2 separate regions of the Homo sapiens genome follow, and region 2 is linked to region 1. The links are chromatin contacts, found by Hi-C or POLR2A ChIA-PET in ENCODE. All regions are on one chromosome and are shown on one strand. Each heading gives the region's core, a stretch centred on a gene start or an enhancer-like site at or near the end of the contact. The rest is flanking DNA. Distances are from core to core; before and after follow the strand shown. Region 1 holds the start of LINC01315 (long intergenic non-protein coding RNA 1315). Region 2 holds the start of WBP2NL (WBP2 N-terminal like).

The links. A loop is a pair of places that touch in the nucleus more often than their neighbours do. ChIA-PET counts read pairs that join two places held with the same protein, here RNA polymerase II (POLR2A). Pooled maps may share reads with other maps.
Region 2: a map with no recorded cell type shows a loop between it and region 1 (12-fold over the local background). The contact joins the promoter of WBP2NL here to the promoter of LINC01315 in region 1. A Hi-C loop is called at or near these places in 2 of 37 single-sample maps with no recorded cell type and 7 of 50 pooled maps. POLR2A ChIA-PET finds 5 or more read pairs at or near these places in 3 of 52 experiments (GM12878, activated B cell and activated CD4-positive, alpha-beta T cell).

The regions. Positions count from the first base shown.
Region 1 is chr22:42,367,347-42,371,285 of GRCh38, reverse strand. It overlaps LINC01315 (long intergenic non-protein coding RNA 1315), which reads left to right and starts at 2,078. Exons shown (of 2, transcript NR_120597.1): 1 at 2,078-2,228. It overlaps LOC124905126 (a long non-coding RNA gene), which reads right to left and starts at 1,794. Exons shown (of 2, transcript XR_007068114.1): 1 at 1,582-1,794. RefSeq lists a silencer at 1,882-2,041 and enhancers at 1,749-2,043, 2,412-2,531, 2,824-3,758.
Region 2 is chr22:41,996,544-42,000,482 of GRCh38, reverse strand. It overlaps WBP2NL (WBP2 N-terminal like), which reads right to left and starts at 1,695. Exons shown (of 6, transcript NM_152613.3): 1 at 1,603-1,695. The coding sequence starts at 1,664. It overlaps SEPTIN3 (septin 3), which reads right to left. Exons shown (of 12, transcript NM_001363845.2): 12 at 2,262-3,581. The coding sequence ends at 3,516. It also overlaps the pseudogene SLC25A5P1. RefSeq lists enhancers at 1,114-1,628, 1,629-2,145 and a silencer at 1,743-1,802.

The sequences.
Region 1 (3,939 bases), core at 829-3,328:
TTCATGCCTCAATCTGGCTGCCTATGGGAGACAGGCTCTCAGCATTTTTCTAGTTGATTAACCCTTCTCTGCCCAACTCCGGGAGAAGCTTCTACACCTTCCTTTGTCAGAGGAAGCCCTCTCCCCCATCCCATCTCATACATCATCTCTCAATCAAAAGGACCTACTTGGGGGGGCATCCCAAGGACCCCCTCTCCATCAGAGAACAGCAGCCGGGAAGTCAGTCTGCTTCACGGTGCTCCCCATGACTTCCACAGGAAAATCCACCCCAAATGCCCCAAACTGTCAGAGTGGGCAATGCAGCATGGTTTGAGCAGAGTGCTTCCAACTTCCCCTGTGATGGGGGTGCAGAGGGGGGTTCAGGGGATGGATTCCCAGGAAGGGAAAGAGCCCAGCAGGTTACCAGGAATTTAACATGGAAGCAGAGGCTGTGTCATTCATACTGCCAAGCACAGTGCTGGGTATAGCATGTTCAAGCATGTTCATTTAAATGACACTTTTTTTTTTTGAGACAGAGTTTCGCTCTTATCACCCAGGCTGGAGTGCCAGTGGCATGACCTCAGCTCACTACAACCTCTGCCTCCTGGGTTCAAGTGATTCTCCTGCCCCAGCCTCCCGAGTAGCTGGGATTACAGGTGCCCACCAGCATGCTCAGCTAATTTTTGTATTTTTTAGTAGAGATGGGGTTTCATGATGTTGGCCAGGCTGGTCTCGAACTCCTGACCTCAGGTGATCCACCCACCTCGGCTTCCCAAAGTGCTGGGATTACAGGCGTGAGCCACTGTGCCCGGCCGAAGTAAGTTTTTTTGTTTTTGTTTTTGTTTTGTTTTGAGATGGAGTCTCACTCTGTCACCCAGGCTGGAATGCAGTGGTGCCATCTCGGCTTACTGCAAGCTCCGCCTCCCGGGTTCACGCCATTCTCTTGCCTCAGCTTCCCGAGTAGCTAGCTGGGACTACAGGTGCCCACCACCACGCCAGGCTAATTTTTTGTATTTTTAGTAGAGACGGGTTTTTTTTTTTTTCTGTCACCCAGGCTGGAGTGCAAGTGGTACAATCATAACACTGCAGCTTCCAACTCCTGGGCTCAAGTGATCCTCCCACCTCAGCCTCCCAAGTAGCTGGGAGTACAGGTGCACACCACCATGCCCAGAAAACTTCTTAATTTTTTTTTTGTAGAGACGGGGTTTCGCCATGTTGCCCAGGCTGGTTTCGAACTCCTGGGCGCAAGCGCTTCTCCCACCCTGGCCTCCCAAAGTGCTAGAATTATAGGCGTGAGCCACAGGACCTGGCAGTAATAACCCATCTTCTAACCTATCTTGTGCTCTAACACAACACTCTTGATAGACGGGAAACTGAGCTCTGACACTGCACAGGGCATCACTGTGTAGAGGATCCGAGATCCAGTAATGTAAGCATGTCCCAGCATCAGCTCAGCCATTCATCCCCACGTGACCGAATTTCGCTGCACCTCGGTTTCCTCATCCTCGGGAGAGAATAGTAATATCTCCTAGGGATGTTGCCAACATTAAAGATAGCTCTAAACACCTGTATGCATATTTTCCACGAATTCATTCAACTAACCGTTTTGAGCACGTACTGTGTGCTAGGCCCTGGGGAGACAGTGGTGAGCAGCACGAACCCCATGTCCCTATCTCCAGGTGCTGTTTGGTAGAGAAGGACAAGGAAATGCAGGTAGCGTTATGATAGGGACCACGGAAGCAGAGAGGAAAAGGCCGCAGAGTTCAGGAAGGTCCGAAAGAGCAGCGGCCACCGCCGGAGCGAAAAGGCAAAGAATGAAATCCACAAACCCCCACCCCTACGGCCTTAGTCCCTTCTTTGTCTCAGCCAATCAGACGTCAGCAGTGCTGGCCGACCGACCAATCAAGAGCTGGAACAGGAGCCCTAGTCTCAGGCCCGGTTTCCGCGGGGAGGGCGGCCGGAACCAGCGCGCCCCGCCCCTGCCCCGACCACGCCCCGCCCGCCCCGGTCCGGCCCCTCCCCAGACCACGCCCCGCTGCAGCCAGCTTCGCCCGCCCAGAGCCCCGTGGCCAGCGGCCGGCCGCGGGGCCTTTTTGTCCTGAGGGCCAGAGAAAGGGAGAAGGGGGTGGGGGGACAGCCACGTGGCCGCAGGAGGATTTACAACATTTTCTTTCGCCATCGATGTTATCGCAAAATGTGTGAGAGAAGCGGCTGCGCAGCCCGGACGGGAGCGTGAGGGTGCGGGCCAGGTAAGCAGCCCCGGCGGTTTCGCCGCATACGGGACTGCGGGGCGACCGCGGGCACCAGCCACGCGCAGCGGCTCCGCGGGGTCTCGGCCGGGTCCGCGCTCTGAAGGATCTCGAGAGCCATGGATGGTGCAGGCGGGACCCTCGAGCTGCAGCATCTCCGGTGACCCGGGGTTGCCGAGGAGGTGGAGACCAGCACAGGTGGTCCGGCCCGGGCGCCTCCGAATCCGGGGGTGGTCAAGACGGATCCCCAAGGCTGAGGTCGGCAGTCCCGGGGACTCGCAGCTGTTGAGCCTGTGGAGACGCGGCCCCGTGACCGAGGCACCCTTCAGCAACCCGGGGGCAGGTGAGACCGTGTAGACTTGCGCTTGCGGTTGAACCGCGAGCAGGTGTAGACGCGGGCGGGTTCTGGACGCGGAAAGTTTGCCAGAGCGCGCTGAGCGGGCTGGCGGGGAGGAAGGGTCTGGGCGTAGGCGGAGCCGCGCCTCCGAGGGGCCAGGCGCACATCTGGGGCGGGGACGGGACCCACCTGTCGGGTCTCAGCCGCATCCCAGGGCGGAAGCTCCTTGGGCGAACTCCAAACTCCAGCCTCAGCGGCTGGAATTCGGGTGCCCCCCTTCCTCGGGAGCTGGAGAAACTGCAGCTGAGGCGGGAGAGGGATTTGGGGCGACAGAGCGAGACCAAAGGGGGCTCATTTTGAGACTTTTAGACGGGATCATCAAGCGCTCACTCTGTCCCTGGCTCCGGGGAAGCCTGGGGAGTCTCCACCTCACTTGTGAGGAAGCTGAGGGACGAAGAGGCCAATTTGGCACCCGTCCCACGCTCGTAATCAGACCCAGGGACTCAAACCCCATTTGTCCTGGCTCCTCTTCTTCCACCTCCGCCTCAGTGAGGAGAAAGGGTGCTAGCCATGGGGGTAGTGCAGGTGAGACCTGGGGCTGGGATGCAGGGAAGCCCTGGATTGAGACCTTCGGATCTGCTGGGGGTGGATCCCACTCCCTCTCTGTAGCTCCAGGTGGCCCCGCAGCACTGGGTGAGAGAATGAACGCAGGAGGGAAGCTGGTGGCAGAGTACTGGGCAGGGGGTGCTAGTGCCCACCTGCTTTGTGTCCGGGGTGCTGTGCCTGGAGCGCTTCGGGTGGGGCAGCGTATTTATGCGACACTCTCTCCTCTAGGGTAAGAAAGACACCCTACCACAGTCTCTGCCACAGGGGAAGGGCAGAAGGGTTTCCCTTGGCTGGAGGAGATACCCGCATTTCTAGGGAGGTTCTTAGGGAGGCACAGCCTCATCTCCCATCACCTTCTGTCCCTTTGCCCCCGTTCCTACTCCCACATCCTCCTGTCCTGGGATTTCCCCTACTACAAAGCCTTTTGCACATGTTGTTTATTCTTTTGATCAGCAAATAGTTACAAATAGGCAGTGTAGACCACCACAGGTGGTCCGGCACACCTACTAAGTGCCGGGCATGCGCAATTCAGCAGTGACTAAGACAGGCCCGGCCTCTGCCCTCATAGGGCTTCCAGACCAGGGCAGGGATATAGATGAACAACAGACAGTCAAGAAGGGGACCAGGGTATGGGGAGGGGAGGCGACCTTAGGAGGATATCAGAGAGGGACTCTGCAAGGATGACAGTGAGTCAGAGCAATTAACACTCCTCATCCTTTGGGCCCCAGCACAAATGTCACCTCCTCCAGGAAGCCTGCCCTGACCTCC
Region 2 (3,939 bases), core at 446-2,945, 370 kb after region 1:
TCCTAATAAATAACAAATTTGGAGAAATAAAAATATCTTAAGAAAAGAAAAAAGAAAAGAAAAGAAAGGCTTCACACCATGGAATGACAAGTGCTCAAATGGCTCTCAGTAAGTGCTCACGGGGACACCACTGTCAGAGTGGTGAGCAATCATCTACCACAAAATGGAACAAAGCAGCAGAGGTACGTAGGAAGCAGGTGAGAACATACAACCTCTAAGGCCCATATAAATCTGTCAAGAAAACTTTCTGGAGGAAGGAAAGATAGAAGAAAGACCTGGATATCAGCATTTGGTAACGTCTACTTCGATCTTCCTGACAACTACATTCAAACTGACCTGAGTGTGCTGGCCCCAAGCACATCATCCAGCTTGAGTTTCAATGCTGGTTGGGAGAAAAGGAAATTGAGGGCAAGTCAGAGCCCAGAAAGGAGCGCAATTTAGAACTGCACAGCGGGGGAGACTGAGTTTGAGTGTAGGAAACGGGAAAGGGGGCGTGTGGGGTAAAGAGGTGAGCGCAGTGGAGTCAGGCCTTAGTGAACAAGTGTGCTTGAAGGTGGAGATGGGCACCCCTCTGGCTGAGTCTGCTCCAGTAGAGAGCTCAGGGGCCAGCAGCAGGCACCGCAAGGAGCAAAGCAACTGGTGTAAGCCCCACAGCTTCCTGCGACCAACAGTGCTTTGTTGTGCCCAGGCATCTGTTCAGTCCCATCTTTTATTTTAAGACAGGATCTGGCTCTGTTACCCAGGCTGGAGTGCAGTGGTACAATCTGAGCTCACTGCAGCCCAAACTCCTGGGTTCAAGCAATCCTCTTACCATCGCCTCCCAAGCAGCTGGGATTATGGGTGCACACCACCATGGCCCACTAATTTTCTACTTTTTGTAGAGATGGGGTCTCACTATGTTGCCCAGTCTTGTCTCAAACTCCTGGGCCACCTCAGCTTCCCAAACTGTTGGGATAAGAGGCATGAGCCACTGCACCTGGCCTCAATTTTTTCAATTTTGTTTTTAAAAGCAGACATCTCCCTGGTTGGAGCAAGGAGGAAACATGGCTTTAGAAAGTTTCCAGGTCCAAGGAGAAGCCCCACAACAGTTTGAGATCTTTCCAGAATGATCCACACTCGACCTCCTCATCCCTCTTACCAAAGAGCGACACCTTGTTCGTGGAAGTAGGAGGAGATACACACCCAGTACCTGTCCTCATCCAACAAAGTCGCAGGCACCCAAGGGCAGCCACGCTGCCACCGAAGGCCCCCGGCTGCTCACAACCGCCGGTCAGCTCCGGCCTCTCTTCGAAGGACACACGCGTCTCGCACCCCCTCCCCGCCCCGCCCTGAGGAGACATGCGTCTGGGCCCCGCGCCTTGAAAAGGCGCATTCCCACCCCCACCCCTCAAACGCGCGAGGCCACGCGTTCCGGCCTCCGCCACCTCCACATGCCGGAACACCAGTGAGGGGCGCGCGCTCCCAAAGGTCGGGGGCGGAGCTAAGAGCGCCGCGCCCAAAAAAGGCGGCAAAGTCCCTGACTCGCTGAGAGTTTGCGAGCCGCCATGTCTATCTCATTCGTCTCCTCTCCTCCGACAGCACGCCGTGCTTCCCCTCAGGCACCTTTCACCGTTAGGGATGAGGGCTCCGCGGCGGTTCTCGGTGTGGCTCTGATTCACCGCCATCTTGCTTCGGGCCTCCTGCCGCCCCGTAGATGGAAAGGGGCGGGACCTGCGCCGAGCTGTGGGGCGCGGTTCTGAAGGGGAGGGCGGAGATTATGACGTAAGGAGGAGGAGGAGGAGGAGCGAGACCGGGTCACGTGGTGGGGCAGTGCCCGGGGAGCGGGGCGGAGTCAGGGTAGAGGCCCCCGCCGAGAAAGGGGAGAAAGAGGCGGGCCCTGAGAATTGGCTCGAGCGCGAAGGGGTGAGTGATAGGTGAGTGGCCTCCCGACCTCACCTGCCCCCTTAGCCCCCTGCCTTTAGGTATGGACTTGGGTTGGTCCTGTCAGGAATGATCTCAGCTCACTGCACCTCCAACCTCCCATGCTCAAGCCATCTTCCCACCTCAACCTCCCATCCATTACTCACTTTGGTTATGAAACACTAGAAAATAATGACTGAGGCCCGACCTGACGCCAACTGAAGATGAACTGACCTCACAAAGTGTTTTCATCTCTAATATCTGTGGCTATTTCTTACCAAGAGAGTCTCACCCTCCACACATGGGTGAGATGACATAATGGCTGATTTGGTCAAGGAGCACAAATAAGACAGGCCAGGCAGTTACTGTTCAAACAGCAATGTTTAGTTGTACAACACATAAAGTCTAGCAACAATTACAGGACCAGTTTGAGTGTCTGTTTGCTTGTTTTCAATTGGGAAATTTAACTGTAATGTCACCGTAAGATTGGCTGGGACTGGTAACATTTAAGAAACGGGTTGTTCTTGCATCCCCTAGGCGTGGGCCTCTTGCTCCATCAGGACTTGGTTGTAGATGAATGGCCCACAAGTCACCAGCCTTTGAGCAAGTTGTGTCCAGGTGGAGACAGGAAGAGGGTGGGCAAAGGGGAATTCTATAAAGACACAGTGTGTGGGGCAGTGGCAGTCAACATTCGCAAACATTCATGCATCTGATGGGGGGCTTTGCCCTCCCTTGGGTATTTTCCATTAGCCTACAGTGACCACCTGTGGTCAGGCTAATTCATTACTCACATTAATGGGGAAGGGGGTTGGGGGTAGGAGTAGGTAGGGTAGGTGGGAAGAGATCCCTCTTATTGCTGAGTGGACAGAAGGGTGCTAGTTTTTCCTTAGCGTGTACATATTGTGGGTTTCTGGGGGTTTGTGTGTGTGTTTAGTTTTTGTTTGTTTGTTTGGACAGAAGAAAGTCAACTCCAGCAATGTCTTCTTAGGAAAACCACTCTTCCTCAGTGGCTGCGTTATGAGGTGGGGAGGATGTACAACCGCACTCTGGGACAGCCACAAGTGGTGATTTTTTAAAAAGTGATCCTAGCCCTTGCTCCCCAACATCTGTAGTGACCCACCCTCATGAATATCTTTAAGTAATGAAGGAGACACCCTTGTCCCACTTTGGGGCTCACACAGCTGATCTCAATGAATCTAGTAAGCAGAAAAATTGCTTTCTTGACCCTTTAAGGAAGCCAAGAGTAGCTCATGCAGATGAATGGGTAGGGAGCAATGCCATTGCCCTTAGAGATGGTTACAAGTAGCTGGGATGGGCTTACAAGGGCAGAAGGAGCTCTTGATGAGTTCTTTCACCCTGCAGATGGGCTAGGACCGGCTGACGCAGATGATGCAGTAGGGCTGTACTGGCAGAACCCCACTCCACTGGGAGGAGAGGAGTGGTTTGGATAAATGGAGGATGCAACTGGCCTAAAGAGGCAGCTGGCCCCTCCCACCTACTGAGGGCTGAGAGGGGCTGTGGTGGTGAGCTGGACGAGCACAGCACTAAAAAGGGCTTGGCCCTGCAGCAATAACAGCTGAGAGGAATGGAGTGAGAAGCAGCGCTTGAAATGGCCTTCATTCAGCAGTGGGGCAGGGGGTGGCTGGCACAGGTGGAAGGACAGTGCCCAGGAGGCCTTCTCCCTGCAGGGGGGTTGAGAACGGTTGAGGGTGTGGAGACCAGCAGCTGGCAGCAGACATATAAAATACCTTCTCCAGGGAGGCTCAGATCATGGTTCAGGGGTGCCAGGCACCATTCCTACTCAGCCTTTCCAACGCCCACCTCCCATGCCCATAGATCTTCCCCTGCTGGTCCAAGGTCTCCATACAGGACTGCTTCTACAGTAGCCAAGGATCCCTGTTCTGTTGAAATGTATAACCTCTGGGCTGTAGCGCTGCTGCTGTTCTGTCCTGACAGGTGCCTACCCTGTAACTTTGTGAGCAAGGGAGGATGAGGGCTGGGTTGGCAGCCTCCAGGAAAGACCGAGAGCATAGGTTGGGG